Linked DNA regions of Mus musculus: all the other regions are linked to region 3. The links are chromatin loops, found by intact Hi-C in ENCODE. Cell type or tissue: heart. All regions are shown on one strand. Each heading gives the region's core, and the rest is flanking DNA. Links, peaks and the distances in the headings are about the cores only.

Region 1 (5,586 bases), core at 1,071-3,570, 280 kb before region 3:
TGGTTAAAACTGCCTCCTCTCAACTCTTCTGCTCTGAGCTGAGAAGTCTAGCTGCACTCAACTTGATTTCACTGAACAAAACTGCTCAGAACTAAACTGAATTGAATTCTGTCTCCCTCATTTTTCTTTAAGCCACCTCGATTTCCTCTCTGGTCTCTCCTATCTCTGACTCATTCTGTCAAATCTTTCTCTGATTCATCATTTTTGTCTGCCCTTCAGTTAGATGTCATTGTCTGGGATCAAAGATGTGTATCTATATTCCAGACAGAGGGATCAAAGGTGAGTCTACTATCCAGCCAGAGCATATTTTTGGATGTCATCCCTTGCCAGAGTAGCCATGTTGATAGATTAAAATTCCTTTACACATATACCATATAATAACACCCTCAGGCTGTGCACATGAAGTATATATGAAACAGAAATAAAGTCTGTGTCAAGGCTCTGGTCCCATTTCCATGATACCTCACATCTGGACTAAACTCCAAATAAATCCAAAGCCCCAAACTTCTGTTTCCCATGTTTCAGAAAGGGGATAGCTATTTGTATTATCTGTGGTGTATGTGTGTATGTGCATATGTGCATGTGTGTGTGTGCATATGTGCACGTGTGTATGTGTAGTGTTGTATACATGTGTGTATGGTGTGTATGGTATGTATTGTGTGTATATGCGTGTGTGTACTTGTGTGTTGTGCATATGTGTATGTTTATGTATGTGTACATGATGTGTAACATTAACATATAACATTAGCAAAACAAGCAGACAAATAAAAATTGATATATTAAATTAATTTGTATTGCAGCTATAGCAGGATATACACTTGATATATTTTAGTTTTTAAATTTAAACTTGAACTTTTTAAAATTAAACTTGAAACATAACCTTTAGACTGTAAATACTTGCCTTCTATGGTATCTTGGTACCTTTTGTCTAAGAGTGCACATTTTCCTGTGTTTGGCCATTACTATCTTTGCTTCCTCCTTTCTTTCTTTTTATTCATATGATGGTTATTCATTATTCAACTTTTACAAATTGTTTCCCACTTGCTCCAGGATATTTGCCAGTTTAGGGGACTCTGAAGAGGAACTTCAGCTTCAGAGACACGGCTTTCACTTAGACAGGGAGAACACCAGTGGGTGGCATCTGGACACAACAGGTCAGTGACTGTTTATGACTGTATCAAGGAGTTGAGTTTCTTCATATATCATGGAGTTGACTGTTCTCCGGGTATTATAAAGGTGACTGTTATCTGGGTGGACTGGTCAGTGTTCTCTAGAGTAACAAAACTTATAGAATGAATATGTTCATTACTAGATAGGTAGATAGATGATAGATAGATAGATAGATAGATAGATAGATAGATAGATAGATAGATAATTTATTAGAGTGATTTACAGGCTGCAAACCAGTTAATCCAACAATGTCTGGCAGTAAATGGAAAGTCCAAGAATCCAGTAGTTCCTCAGTCTGTGAGTTTGGACGTCTCAGATGGTTTTCTGAACACACTGGAATTCTGAAGTAGACTCTAACACCAGTGATGAAATTGACTTCTTAGCAAGGCAAGAGCAAGCAGGCAAAGAGCAAAAGCTTTTGTTCCTTCATGTTCTGCTTTCAGAAGAAGGTGGGTCCCAGATTAAAGGTATGCCTGCCTCAAAATCTGGATTAAAGGTATATGTCTTTCTACATAAAAGGTCTGGATTAGAAATGAATCTACTTACTTCAAATTAAGCAAAAAAAAAAAAAAATCCCTCAGAGGTGTGCCCTCAATTGTAGGATTTTTGTTCATTCCAGATGTAGACAAGTTGACAACCAAGAAGAGCCTTCATACCAGGTGTCATGGAGATGACTATTGTCTGAGGATCATGAAGTTGGTGATTCTCCAGGCCTCACAGAATCCAGAATATTCCTTCCTTCAGGCTGAAGTGAAGTTCCTTTAAAACACAGCATGCTTACAGATTTGATTTATTCTATTACCATCTAGATTCATATTAAGTAAGTTATGTTAATTAGCCCTGAACAGAATTTCAGAGCACACAGAGAATGGCAATGTTTTATTATTGGAGAGAAAGAATCGGGACAAGTTTTTAAAATATCAAATTAGTGATTAAGTAAATGAACAGAGTCTTAGGATTCCAGAAATAGCCTGAGCAGATGGAGTCCTCTTTAGATCTTAGTGCTTTTGTATTGTACTTTCTTTAAAGCTGAGCCTTTCATGCTAGAGAATGCTGGTCCTTGTTCAAGCAGACCACATCCAGCCCCCGCAGAGTTTGCTTTACTGAAGAGCTTCAGCCCTGCCCTCCAGGACCTGAGAGCTTTGCCTGGTGGAATCCTGGGAACTGCCCTTTCCAAGACCTCTAGGGGTTCTGAGACTCAGCCAAAGCAGAGGCCCCAGATGGAGGGAGCAACTCAGGACATCAGGCTCTGGGGAGCTGCATAACTGGCTGCCATCATCACAGTATAATGCCGCATGGCCTCAGAGCTGTGGTCTTCTCCCACCTTCCAAGAACTCTGAGCGGCCTCTACATTTCTGCTCTCATAAATGATTAAATGTGGCTGTCCTACAGCCATGAGTATTGTTCAGCCCATACTGGGGGAAGACAGATTCTAGGAGTTCACACCTAGATGTAGCTCATATGGGAACTGACATAATATGACAACATAACATAGCAGATGTGGGGTGTCTTTGTTTCTAGAGGCCAAAGTCTGCGAGTAAGGTATCACAGGGCTAGCTTCTTCTAGGACAGTGAGGGAAGGATGTGTTGTAGGCCTCTATCCTTGGCTTATAAAAGGTTGTCTTCTCCATTCTTCCACCCATATACTTACCTATCTACCTAGCTATCTATCAATCCATCCATCCATCCACCTATCAATTCTTTCTTTCTTATACCAATTTTTCAAATATTTACTGAGGACCCGGCCAGTATCCACAAGGCATCATCCTAAGTACTAAAACCACAGCATGATGAGAAGAAATGCCCTACCCTTAGGATGCATGCACTCTCAGAGGTTAAACAAAAGCATACACAGATAGTTGTTCCATGCATAAAGTGCTGAGTTAGAGATGGAGGCGGTGCATTGGGAAGGATCAGCACTAGCGACACTTAGCTGTATGTTCATTATATGGAGTATTTTACACAGAATGCCTCCTTGAGTCATCAAAGCAGTCGTGTGATGTGTGCATCACTGTCACCACTCTCCTCACTTTATAGGTGAGACATCCAACAGCAGGAGCAAGCCAGGGCTTGATCCCAGAAGGTGCCTGAGAGACAGGAAGCCAGGAAGTGGGAGTTGGCAGGAAACAGGAAGATAAACTATAGTCGGGGAGGGTTCTTCCTAGCCTCACAACAAGGAGACCAGCCCTGGTCCTCAAAGTTCATTCAGAATGACACCCAGAAGGTGGGGAACTTGTCTTCTGTTGAAAGGGACTCAGTTGATGGATAGAGAGACTAAAGTTGGGTATATTGATTGGTAGATAGATGAATGGCTTAATTGGTAGATGAACAGAGGAATGAAAAGATAATGAATTTACTTTACATTCCACACTGGGACCATCGAGAGCTTTGGGTTAAAAAAATCTCAAATGGATTTTGGGCCTAATGTTACTCATCTATAAATGTCTAAAGACTACAGAAGTCTTTGGAAGTTAATGCTTTAGTAAACAAATGTTGAGCTTCAGAAATGCTAATTTGCTGTGTACCCTTCTATATTGATAGTGTCTTTTAAAGGACTTTTAAAGAAACTCATAGGCAGGGGTGGTGATGCATTTCTGCAATCCTGACTGGAAGCTCAGGTAAAAGAATTTTGAGTTCAAGTCCAGCAAGAACATGTCTCAAAAGACTATACAACAGGGAGAAAAAGAGGTTACAGGCACACAATGACCTTTTAAGGTGCAAATGTTACAGTTGCCCAAACCACAAAATTTACATTTTACTTCTTGTAACAGTATTACTTAACACTTGGTTTTCACATGATGGCAAAAACTGAATTACCTTTAAACTCATCTAAACAAACAAACAGATTTCAAGACAAAATAGTAGAAAACATCCCATTTTACTACAATCTACTATCAGTATCTCTGGTGTCATGTACCATGTGGCTGGGTTATGATGCCCAGTTTGGTCAAGCTCCATAGATCCTGCTGGTAAGGTGTTTTGTAGATATAATCAACAATGTGGATGACTTGTCTCCATTACAGGCTGGGCCTCGTCTCTCATCAGTTGAAATCCTTCTGAGACAAACCTGAGGTCTCTAAGGGGAGGAGAATCCCCCTCCCGACAGCTGCCTCGGGCTGGGCTACAACATTGTCATGTTTAGATTTCTATTGTGTGATAAAATACAATGACCAAAAGCAACTTGGGGTTTGAATGAGAATGGCCCTCATAAGCTCATCCATTTGACTGTTCGGTTCCAGTTAATGGAATTGTTTTGGAAGGATTAGGAGGTGTGACCTTGTTGGAAGTGGTGTATGATTGGGGGTGGGTTTTGAGGCTTCAAAAGTCCACACCAGGCCAAGCATCTCTCATTTTCTCTTGCTGCCTATGGATCAGGATGTAAAGCTCTCAGCTACTTCTCCAGCTCTGTGCTTGCCTGTGTGCAGCCATGCTGCCAGCCATAATAACCATGGACTAACCCTCAAAAACCTTAAGCAAGCCCCCCGTTAAATTCTTGCTTTTATGAGAGTTGCCTTGGTCATGGTGTCTCTTCACAGCAATAGAAAGGAAACAGAGACCTGCATCATCCAGGGAAACCAAGGCAGAAACTCAAGGCAGGAACAGGAACCTAGAGGCAAGAACTGATACAGGGGCCAGAGTTGCTTATGGGCTTGCTCCCTCGTGGTTTGCTCAGCCAGCTCCAGAGGTGATATTACCCACATTTGGACCTCAAACATCAATCATTGATTGAGAAACTGCTCCACAGGCTTGATTATAGGCCTGTAATTATAACCTGTATTTTCCTGTAGTAATTATTGTCTCCAAGGGTTACTGCCTCAGTCTGCTAACCTAGGTCTCATCCTAGAAGCTTATAGACTCTGTACAACCTAATCTAGGCTTGAAATGTTTCAGCCTCTGAGACTCACTGCTGAATAAGGTCACCTCTTCCTAGTTCTTTCTGATCTCTGGCTGGCTGATTCAACTCAGCTATGATGACTTAAACTTTTCTCCAAGCTAATTGCTTCAATCTGGTTTCTCTGGATTTCTGAATTGCTCTACTTGACCTCAAATTAACTCTAGCAATGGGTTCTAACCTTCTGGCTCCTTCTCATTCTCTGGCTTGTCCTGTCTTCACCTGTGTCTAGATTGTTCTCTCTTCAACCTGTCTCTGTAAAACTTTCCTGGTAAAATTGCCTCATTCCTCTCTCTCTCTCTTGCTCTCTCTCTCTCTCTCTCTTGCTCTCTCTCTCTCTCTCTCTCTTGCTCTCTCTCTCTCTCTCTCTCTCTCTCTCTCTCTCTCTCTCTCTCTCTGCTGCTCTCTCTTAAGTAGCTTCCCTTTCCTCTCTCTTCTCCTGAGAGTTGGGCATATCTCTCCCGGTCAAATCTTTCTCTGATTTGTCACTTTGTCTGCCACTCAATTAGACATGACTTTCAAAC
Region 2 (5,586 bases), core at 1,071-3,570, 100 kb before region 3:
CCAGTTTTGCAGCCTGCCATTTTTTGCTGGCCAGGGCACAAGGACAACATCCACCAGTGGACACCAAGGTCACCCACAGGCCATCCAGTTGTGCAGGTGTTCTGGAGATATCACTTTCTGAGCGTCTATCTCCAAGACTCTTCGTTGACTTAGAACATGAGGTTGCCTGCTCTGTGCGTTCTGGGTAGTAACAGTTTCAACCCGCCCTTCCTCTTCAAGATTGGAATAGCCACAGAGCTGTCTTCACAGAGGCAGAATCTTGACCTAAGCCACACCACATTTCTGGGGAAGACGGACGCCTCCTGCCCTTGGTTGGACAGCCAGGCTCATCATCATGCCTTCTAGTTGCCCTGCCCTCCTTTCTCAGCCTGGGGGCTAGGGACCACATTGCAGACAGAAACTGTATCCCTGAGTGCTTTCCCAGATCAACTGGGGCTTCAGATTTCAGCAGCTTCTTGACAGCCTGGGGGACACACAGCTATAAGATGAAGAATATTCAAGGTCCCATCCCTGGTTGTGTGGGACCCTTATGGGAACACAGGGAACTGTGAGGGATTTTTAGCTTTTGTCTTAGGGATGGGTTGGTGCAGCCCCACAGAAATTTGGTGATTGTGGGGTGGGGGTGGGGTGGGGTGGGGTGGGGGTTCTATTTCTTGCTGTGTTTTATGGTGTCGCTGGGCTGTTGCTCAGAGCCCAGGCTAGTGGCAAGTTTCAGAACATGTGAAAAGCGTGGGGCCTGTCCTTCCTCAGATTGTCCCCTGGCTAGTGCTGAGGAGACAGGGAACCTGAGCTGGCCTGCATCTCCCTGAGGTTATGTTTCACTACCACAGGCCCCGCCTGTTCATGACATAGGCCAATTTGTAATGGGGATGGCGATTAGTAACGGGGCTCATAAGAAAGCACCCCGATTAGAAGTGCTGTGGAGTGTGCCTGGCACGAGCCGTGGTCCTGCCCCTTGGAGCCAGCTGTGCCCAGTCTTACAAACAGCTGCCTTTTTCAGGGGGCCTAGGAACTGGCAAGAGAAGCTGTGAGCCTGCAGAGGCAGTGGTGTATGAGGGGGACTGGAGTATCCCCAAGGGTGAGTGTGTGCACAGAGCTCTTAGGAAGGCAGGTGTCACTGAGGGTTGGATTGTTATCACAAAATGGAATTGGTTCCTTTCCTCAGTGGCAGCTGCCAGGCGGCTTGTGGGTCTCCGGGCTCTGCCTCTCTCCTACTATCATCCTTCTGCAAGGCCCAGAGCCTTTCAGCCCCCACTGAAGTGCACAGCAGTTGCACATGAGCCCCTGAGCATGGTGTCCTTTCCCTCCCACACTTGGAACACATCGCCACCAGGCTTTCATCGATTGCCTGGGGACTCTAAATCTAGAGTCTGACCAGCAAGGCATCAGTAACCAAGACACTAAGCAATTTGCCCAAGCTTCAAGAGTCAGCAATGGGGCACAGGTAGTTTGTCCTGGAGCCATGAGATCTGAGAGATCCTGCTACCCGAGTCATCCTAGCTGCTGTGCCTGCGTGTGTGTCTGTTCTCCCTCCTCGATTTCCTGTCGTCTTGAGCACAGACCCCAGAGAAGTTGGTCTCGGAACCCTGAGCCGCCTTCTTACAGCCAAGGGGCCTAAAGCAGAGTCCAGGGCCTGATATGATATAGTCAGTGGTTGGCTGTGTCTTCTAATGGTTAGCGTACCAATTTAGCCCTGTAAAGAATCCCTGCAGACTTAAAGCCCCACTGTCAGGTGAGCACATCTGTCACTAGGAGTGACTGTCTCGGGCTGAGTGTAGGACAAATCGTGACTAGTTTGTCAGTGGTATACACTGTCTGGAACCACCAGGGAAGAGCGTCTTGATGGGTCTGGAAGAGAGATTCCGTTGGATCTGGTTAGTTTGTGGGCATGTCTGTGGGTGATGTCTCAGTTGCCTTAATTGATGAGAAGACAACCTAGTGTGGGCCCTAGACTGTAAAAGAGTGGAGAAAGCTAGGTGAGTACTAAGCACGCATATATTTATTCCTCTTGGCTCTTGATTGGGGATGTGGTGGGGCTTGCTGCTTCACATTCCTGCTGCTTTGACTTCGCTGCTATGATGGAGCTTCTAAGCAATGCACGGGTTATTCATTATTATTATTGTTGCTGTTGTTGTTACTGTTATTATATTTATATCCAGTATTATCCAGTATTACCCACTTGACTAGGTTGGCATAAAGATTCTGGGGAAGGCAGGTGGTAGTCAAGCCCCTCTTTTAGTTGTCCCACGATAAGCACAGATAACACCTTAAGACATTTTTTCCTGCCACTCTCACTGAGGCTTCAGCGAGCTTACTGACCACTCTTTTACTACCTCAACCTCAAGAGCATCCAGATGTCAGGGCAGATGTGTGGGAACGAAAGGCCTCACACATTACTTACTGCCTGCAGTTAAGCCGGGACTTCCCGCCTCTGGATTTGTGCTTCCTGTTGCAGAATGCACGTGGGGGCTGCGTCTTGGGCCTCTCTTGCTGGCAGTGGCACAGGAGCATCTGTGAGCGGAAAGGGATAGGAGCCAGAGAGGGGACGGGGGCCTGAAAGATGCTGGCCAGGTGCCCACAGTCCACCTAGCAATGCTCAACCCTGCCGACAGTCTGGTGTGATGACAGCAGACGTTCCCGTGTGATGATCCTGCCAGTGCTACATAACCCCATAGGACTATCCCAAGACAACTCCCAGCAGCAAAGCAGCTTTTAAAGCACCTGGCTGGTCCTCAGAACTGTCAAGATCACCTAACAGAAATGCATGGGGAAATTACACAGTCAAGACAGCGAGATGATGTGTGATGTCCCTGGAGCAGGTGAAAGGACCAGAGGGAGGCAGTAAGTGGGGAGGTCCAGCATCTCCATTCTCTGCGGAGCGATGCTCAGCCAGCTGGGCCTCCCTCCTCTTCCCATCAGCAGCCTCTTTGTTCAGTCCTGACCTGGACATTTAGAGGTGAGCTAAATGTCCCAGCTAGCTGTGGTGGAGCTTCTAAGCAGCGTAGGGATTATCTCTTTGCAGAGTGAACCTGAGAGAGGGAGGAGGGTGCTGAAGACAATGGGCCATTAATAAACTGCTCAGAAATTCAGAGCCCAGGGCACCTGGCCTTGGAGTGAATTGGCAGGTGTACTGGGAACCTTGTCACGGTCCTAGCTAATCCTGCCAGTGACTTGGGGGAGGGAGGGTGGAAAGTGGGATGGGATTAGCTCTTCCTGCAAAGTTGACTGGCTAAACTTTGCCCAGGTACTGAGTCACATCAAGGCACCTGTTCAATTAGATGGGCTTAGTCAGTGTACAGAGTGATCCCAGGTCTTGGGAGTAAGCATTTATGTGTGCCCTCCCCCGTGTGTCTGTGTGTGTGTATATATATATGTGTGTCTGTGGGGGGAGGGGAGGGAGGGGAGGAAGGAAGGAAGAGAGGAGAGGACCTTGTACTTAAGTTTCCAGTTTTAGGAAGAGGGCTTTCTTCCAGGGCCCAGCGTACACATGCTGGATCCCCCTAGCCCATCACTTCTCAGAGCTTGCTTGCCTGCCCAGAACTGACCTAGTGATGATATAAGATTGCATCCTTTAGCCCAGCAGGTCTGGGATGGGGGACAGCTGCAGGCACTGACTTTGGATTGTGCAGAGTTCTGGATACCTCTCAGGTGTTCCCTATCCACAGCAACCTTGTGAGGTGGTGACAGAGCTGAAGAATTGAGGGTGAGCAGACCTGTGGCTTGTGGGAGGCTCTGTAGGACACTGTGGTACTGGGTTCCGATCCTGGACCGTCTGTGGTCTGTTCCGACTTCTGCATCTGAAAGCTTCTCGGAGAACAGGCGGCAGACAGCCTATAGCTTCCACATTCACGATGGTATCTTTGTTGGATGAGGACTAGTCAGGGTAGCTAGCCACCTCTCTTGGGCCTCTGGGATTTTACAGTTGCTGGTGAATGGGTGGACACCCTGAAGGCCTTCCTGTGGCTTTCTTGGTATACACAGGGTGCTGTTCAGTGCTTGTGGTCCTCAGAGGCACCGAAGTTGATAGCCAGATTTGTCAAGCCCCGGCCCACCTTCTTTCCTAAGCACTGTTCTCCTCGGACCATGCTGTTTTGTCCTGGCTGCACCCTAACTTCATATCACCCCACTCCCACCCCTGCAGGCTTCCTCCAGAGTCCCGACATCACATTTTCCGTTTTCTTCCTCATGCCAACACACAGCTCTCTGAGCTTACTGAAGTGTACATTTGAGGTCTTATCTGTTAGACACAGCCCCCCACACTCACGTCACTTACGTGGTATGCGCCCTAGGAAGAACCTGGAGGTTTGTGGAGCACTTTCAAAAAAAAAACAAACAAACAAAAACGAAGGCCTGAGTATAGTGGTGGAGACTTGAAGGAGTTTCACTCCCTGGGCTGCCATGCACTGTGGTCACAGACATGTAGTGTCCCAGCTAACCCGTAGCAGTTCCTCCTCTGATTCTTCTGTTTGTACACACCCTTCTTCAACGCACACACAAGTGTTTAACTCCCAAGACCTGGGCTCGCTCTGTATGCCGACTAACCCCATCTGACTTAGCAGGTGCTTTGATGCGCCTCCCTTTGTGAAAAACCACAAGGACCGCGTTCACCTGTTCGTTGGCTCAGCTAGTATCTGAGGTGTGAGGGGCAGACACAAATGCCCCTCTGAGCCCCCCACCAGACCCCGGGCCCCTTCACAGAGGCTCAAGTCATCCGGTTCATGCGACACTCCGTGGTGAACCCTCCTAGCCTCCTTCCTCATTGCAGACTGGTGTCTCTCCTCGAGCCTGTTTTGGGAGTGTTTGATTGGACACTCTTACACACAGAATGCAGCTTTGTGTGACTCCTAGCTTCCGGCAGTCAACTGGTGTTTTCAGTTGCCAGAGATGCACAGACACCCCAACAAGAAGATGCTTCAGGGTCCAAGCGAGTCTTATAGCTGTGGCGCCTGTAGTTAAGACAGGTGGGGCGATCCTTGAGTACACTCACCCCACCTGGGAGGAGCAACCTCGCCTCAGAGAAGAATCCGAGGCCGCTGTTGAGGTTTAGCAAGGAGGGCAAAGAGGATTTCCGGGCAGTGGTGTGGGCTTGAGCTGGCCTGGTTCTCTTTCTGAGCAAGATAAACAGTAATGAGGGATGCCCAGCAGGAACAAGCTGAATTTTCGGAGGCTCTCAGTGGCTGTTGTCACTGCCATGCAAGGGACCAAGGAAGGTGACCCCCTAAACATATAGACAGAATGCAGGACATCAGTGTGGTCATTGAAGAGTCACAAACAGAGAGCTCTCGTCCAGACTTACACAGCCACTGCTGGCACAGACCGACTTCAGCCTGTCCTTCCTGTCCCCCTGTTTCAGATGTAGTGTTCTTCTAAAATATTTTAAATTTTAATTTTTTTATGCCTATGAGTATTTTTTTTTCCTGCATGAGTGTGACTGGTGTTGATGGAGACCAAAGCAGGGCATTAGATTCCCTGCAGTGAGAACTACAGATGGTTGTGAGCTGCCATGTAGTTGCTGGGAATCAAACCCTGGTCCTCTGAAACAGCACCAAACGCTGAGGCATCCATTGAGCTCAGTCAGTCCGTTTA
Region 3 (5,586 bases), core at 1,922-4,421:
TTCAAAACCAGCCTGGGTTACAGGACAAGTTCAAGGCCAGCCTGGACAGCTGCTGGAGACCTGGTCTTCAGATTTAAAAAGGGGAGAAGAGGATGGGATGACCGGTTTTATGTCAACTTGACACACGTTAGAGTCATTTTAGAAGAAGGAAGAGCCACTAAGAAAATGCCTCCAGCACACTGGCCTGTTGGCAAGCCTGTGATGTGTTTTGTTTGTTTGTTTGTTTGTTTGTTTTGGCGGGGTTTTTTTGATTGACAACTGAATTGGGAGGGCCCAGCTCATTGTGGGTGGTGCCAGTCCTGAGCAGGTGATCCTAGGTTATATAAGTAGGCTGAGCAAGCCAGTAAGTAGCATTCTTCTATGACCTTTGCACTAGCTTCTACATCCAGGTTTATGTTTTGATTTCCTGCCCTGACTTCCCTGAATGATGAACTACAAGCTGTAAGCGGAAATAAATCTTTTCCTCCTTACGTTGTTTTTGGGCACAGCAACAGGAAAGTTAAATAGGACAGAGAGGTAGGAATATAATTTATCAATAAAGCACTTGCCTCAAACTCTCTGTGCTGTAGGTTCAATCTCTAATACTTATGTAAATAATGAAAAATAAAAATAAGAATATAAACTGACATTAGAAGTGGCCTGTTAGTAATCAGGCACCTCCTTGGCCAGCCCAAAAAGGACCCTGCGACAATGTTAGCAATCAGGCACCTTCCTAGGCAGCCCCTGAGGGACTTGGAACAATAAGACGCGTCATCACTAGCTGCCCAGAGGCGACACATTTCCACTGTTGACCCTGTCACATGTCCTCCTGCACATGCCCTATGCTCCACCCCTCCCCTCCCCCTCCAGGCAGCATCTGTACCGCTGTCTTTTAATAAGCCTCCATATGAGACCTGCCACTTAGTTCCATCTTGACCAATCCCAGATCCCAAGTTCAAGTGTCATGATTGACAGCATTCTGTCTAAACTCCACCTCACAGTTACCTGGCTAGCCAGGTAGACCTGACCCACAAAAAAGGGGCTGATTGCCCCATTCTTCCTCTCATTCTTGTTGTCTCTTGTTTCTTTGCTTCCCTCCCCTCCCCCCCCCAACACCTCCACACCCCACGTGCTCATGGCCGGCCTCTTCTCCTCTACTGCTCTCTCTCTTTGCCTTTCTCTGCCTCTACTACCCTCTTAACTCCCCTCTGCATGCCCTGAATAAACTCTATTTTATACTATACCTTTGTGTGGCTGGTCCCCCAGCGGGGAGGGATGCCTTGGTATGGGCCTGTAGAGACACTCCCTTCCCCTCCATACTGCATCACACTTCCATAGAACATATTCCCTTCTCTTTATATTTTTTATAAACACATCAATAATTTCAGCTCTTGGGAGAAATTGACATCTTGTGTGTACTCCACAACATCTAAGAGAAAGTCCCCAGTTCTCAGGCTCTGTGGGGCAGGTGACATACCTACCACAGCCAGAGGACAAGCCTATTTTGTACAAGAAGCCAGCACCAACCTTAGTGTAAAAGGCAGTTTAAGGAGTCTGTTATGGGCCACCGAGGAAGATGCCCTATCACATAAAACCTTCAATCCATTCTATCCAGCCTAACACAGTTCACATGTCAGGGCTACCCACACATGGTTTCTCAGAAAGGGAAGCCACATTTCCAGCCGTCACATTGAACTAAGATTGTTTAAGGAGCTGAGACAAACCTCTGGATTAGCTTTATGTATCCAGAAAATTAAATTAACTAAAGCGTTGGCCCCCAAGGCAGCCGGAGAATCCGTTTCATTTTGTAAATCCAGATCTCCAAAAGCCAAAATGCATGCTCTGTGAATGGGGCCCCATGACTCTCTTCCAATCCCTTAAGCTTTCTAAAATCATTATGTATTATGCTGATAAAATAATTTACCCAGGGCTAGTTCACGGTGGAATGGTATCTCAGTGCACAGTCATTTTCTTAGACTAAAGTACCATTTCTCCTTAACGACAACGCAGCAGCGGAGGCAAATGTATTTGGAGTAATTCATTATCCTCCCTACAGTCCGGGAGATTTGCTCAAGGGGTCTTTGGCTCAAGGTCAGGTGACTGAGACCCGAGAATTGCAGAGGGAACCAAGTCAGCCATGAGGTAAAGCATCAAAGCAGAGCCTTGGAGATAAGGGGACAGGAAAGGGGGCTTCTTGTGTACAAAATTCCTTGGGAAGGATTTCCCGTCTTGTAAGAGCATTTATGCAGCTAGGTCTCAGCGTCACACCATGTTGAATAAATAAACCGGCCTCGGAACATCTGCTTCCTGGATTTGGAACTTATTATTGACTTAATCCCATAGTTTGGCCCAGGGGTGTTTTTTTTTTTTTTTTTTTATTAATTAAAAGCGGAAGTCCATATTTTTTTCACCATGGAATTTCCAAATCATCAAAGTACAAGACAGAAGTTTCTAGAATGGCTTTGATTCTTACCCTCCCCCTCCCCCTCCCCTCCCCCTCCCCCTCCCCCTCCCCTCCCCCAGGGCATTCAGCACTGAAAGAGACCAGAGGTCACTCAGGGGAGGAGGGATCCAGAGCCAACAGGTTGAGACTAGAAGAGAGGTGGGGGCGGCTATGGGCAAGTTCAGTTTTATAGAGGCTTAGAAGGTGAAGGTTTCTGGACGCCTTGGAGACTAGCTACTGCCTTGGCCGCTGGGGAGGAGGCTGATAAGCTGAAATCACATTCCAAGCATGCCATTCCAGAAGGAGGGTAAGAGTGCTCAGCAAAGTCAGCTTCAAAGAGGGGTCTGCATCTTATCTCAGTGAGAAATTGCTGAGACTTGAAGAACCACTAAAGGCCAGTGCCCTTACAGATTTCTCTGTCAAAATTTCTATCCGAAATGACGTCAAGATTGCACTAAGAGAACCGCAGTGACCCGCTGTGGAAAGCAGATTGCAGGGTTGGAAAGATTAAGAACACTTACTTCGCGCTCTTGGAGAGGACCCCAGCGGATTTCCACTGTGAGTCACAAACATTTCTAACCCCAGCTCAGAGGGATCTGGCGCCCTCTTCTGACCTTTGCAGGCACTGCATGCACATAGTCCACTTAATGCACTCAAATATGAATACAGGACTGGAGAGAGGGCTCAGTAGTTAAGAACATTGACTCTTCTTTCAGACAACCTAGGTTTAATTCCATCACCCACATGGCAGCTCAAAACTGCCGGAAAACTCCAGGTCCATGGGACCTGACTCCCTCTACTGGCCTCTTTGGGTACTAAGCAGGAAAGCTGTGCAAACATACAGGTGGGCAAACACACACACACACACACACACATCCTCATAAAATGAATAAACCTTAAAAGAAAATGGATGTCATGTCAGCAGACTCTAGGGTGTTCTAGAACACCCTGTGACAGCAGCCAAATGGTGTGGAGTCCCCTCCTCTAAAGGGACAAGAGAGACAAGACAGAGAGCACCTTTCCAGGTCAGATGTTCTGTGAGATACCGTATCTAGGTGACCTTGAATCCACGGCTCCATAGTGTCAACAGGTGACCACATGGCTGGGCCTCGAGAAAGTTCTGTATGAACTGCAGGTGAGCCTGGGAGAAAGATCTGCCTTCAAGCCGGGGAACCTTGGTTGGCCTTCAAAGCAAGGTTAAATCAAGAAATCTGTTCTGCCCTCAAAGATATTGCCACCTGAATTTTCCTCTCCTAGAAGACTCTAAAACACCAGATCCTCTCTGAGAGGCTACACACTTCTTCCAGGAACTCTCCAGAGCAGAGTTGAGCAGGAGGTGTCTGCGGCAGGGTTTGCCTGCAGCTAGACGTCTCTCTGCCTTTCACAGCTGATAAGGCTGGAAAATCTAATCAAGACATTTTAAGTAGCAAGAAAGGAAGGAAGTCCCAGACACTCCTACTTGGGACCTGACTCTCAGCAGCTAAGATAAGAGAGTCAACCAGTCCCACCGAGGCAGGGTCTATGGGGATCAGGGCTTCTGTTCAAGGCTGGAGCTGGGTGAAGTCGGCAAAGAAATGTACAGCAAGCATTCGCCTGAGGAAGTAGCTTATGAACAGTCTCCCAGTCAGAAAGTGATGGGGCCCCAGGGCACTGGTGGAAGCCAGAAGGGTGGATCACCTGCCAGCCAATCAGACAAGGAAGACTCTGCACTGGTGTCAGTCTGGGTCCCTCGCTGATGTGCTTGAACTGTGGGAATCCAAGTACTCGCCTCTCCCGTCCCCTCTCTGCCTGTGTTAATGACTGCTTGCTTGCCTAGGGTCATTGCTCCTCCATGAACCACCCATCTACTAGACCTTTGACGTTCTTCCCAGCTTTTCCTGCTTTTTAAAGGATACAAATCATGGGATCCCCAACACCCCAAGTAGCACACATTGTACTCATGAAACATGAGCATAGCCACTAGGCACTCACCGGACTCAGAGACCACAAGTGCAGTTCCTCCCTCCGCCATAAGGTGGCAGTGTTTTAAATCCAGCCTCTCATCGGAGGCCTCTGGTCCACCAAGATGCTTAGATCTGGATTTGGGCCCCACAGCTTCTTGGGAATAAGGAACTAGATCGTCTTCTAAGAAATATTTGTTTCTTTCTATGTTTCTTTGCTTCTTTCTTTTCCTTACATCCGTTGCTACTTTGTTTGTTTGTTTGTTTGTTTGAGATAAGCTCTCAAACTGGCCTTGACCCCATTAATGAGGAATCCATGGGCCTCACCTCTCAAAAGTTGAGACTAGGGGCTGGTGAGATGGCTCAGCCAAAAAGAGCACCCGACTGCTCTTCCAAAGGTCCTGAGTTCAAATCCCAGCAACCACATGGTGGCTCGCAACCATCCATAAGGAGATCTGACTCCCTCTTCTGGAGTGTCTAAAGATAGATACAGTGTACTTACATATAACAAATAAAAAAATCTTAAAAAAAAAGTTGAGACTAGAGGTATGTGCCACCACACCCAGCTATCTAAGCGACATTTCAAGATTTCCAGAGGTCCTAAGCTGCCTAGGAATTTGCATTTTTTAACGAATCCTTTAAGTGATTTCTAAATAAAATCAGTCTCCAATGCAGGAATCAAGCAGCACCCACACACACCTCAAGAAGTCGAGTTTTATGAAAGTGAACAGCTTTCAACTCCAAATAGCAGCGAGAGAGTGGGCGGCTGGAGGAGGGGCAGCTGCTGACGATGAGGAAAGGGGGAGGGGTCTCCATGGAGAAGTTGACATTCATAAAACAGTGCTTTAAGCAAATGAAACTTGCCTGAGAAGTAAGTCAATGATCCAAAAGAGAAGACAGAAAAGTTACAGTCCAACTCTACACCCCAACCCCACCCCTGCAAAGCACATCCCACCACCCGTCTCCTCGTACAGCTGGAATCTATTTAGAAGATAATGGGGGAGATATTTTACAGGTCTTGATCCATTTAGAAATAACAGATTCATTAAATTATCACCAGGCTCCATCAACTCTTCCCCTGAACCCCCTGCAGGCAGAATACCTCCCACCAATGTCCTCACCATGGTGCCCAAGACCCAAGGATATGTGATGTTTCATGACAAAAGGAGTTTTGCGAGCAGGGTTGAGTTGACAGAATTTAAAATAGGGAGGGTGAGCCTGGAC

What was found. Peaks named below come from ENCODE experiments on the same cell type or tissue, not always from the same donor. Only the 100,000 strongest peaks of a DNase experiment are listed, where the experiment ranks them.
Region 1: it touches region 3 in a loop (2.5-fold over the local background); 4 of 42 quality-filtered maps call a loop at or near these places.
Region 2: a loop joins it to region 3, with 2.5 times the contacts of the local background. A loop is called at or near these places in 16 of 42 quality-filtered maps.

What each region holds. Positions count from the first base shown.
Region 1 is chr1:88,914,468-88,920,053 of GRCm38, forward strand. No RefSeq gene overlaps it. Among named protein-coding and RNA genes, the nearest start is that of 1700067G17Rik, 99 kb to the right of the region's middle. In heart, for the core only: no CTCF peak of the experiment used is centred there; a DNase peak (open chromatin) is centred at 2,384.
Region 2 is chr1:89,085,820-89,091,405 of GRCm38, forward strand. The region is part of intron 1 of Sh3bp4 (SH3-domain binding protein 4); the gene reads left to right. Among named protein-coding and RNA genes, the nearest start is that of Gm34331, 15 kb to the right of the region's middle. In heart, for the core only: no CTCF peak of the experiment used is centred there; a DNase peak (open chromatin) is centred at 2,542; H3K27ac peaks cover 1,228 bases.
Region 3 is chr1:89,188,623-89,194,208 of GRCm38, forward strand. No RefSeq gene overlaps it. Among named protein-coding and RNA genes, the nearest start is that of Gm34331, 88 kb to the left of the region's middle. In heart, for the core only: CTCF peaks have their summits at 3,048 (motif pointing left) and 3,268 (motif pointing left); DNase peaks (open chromatin) are centred at 2,189, 2,589 and 3,029; H3K4me3 peaks cover 733 bases; H3K27ac peaks cover 2,329 bases.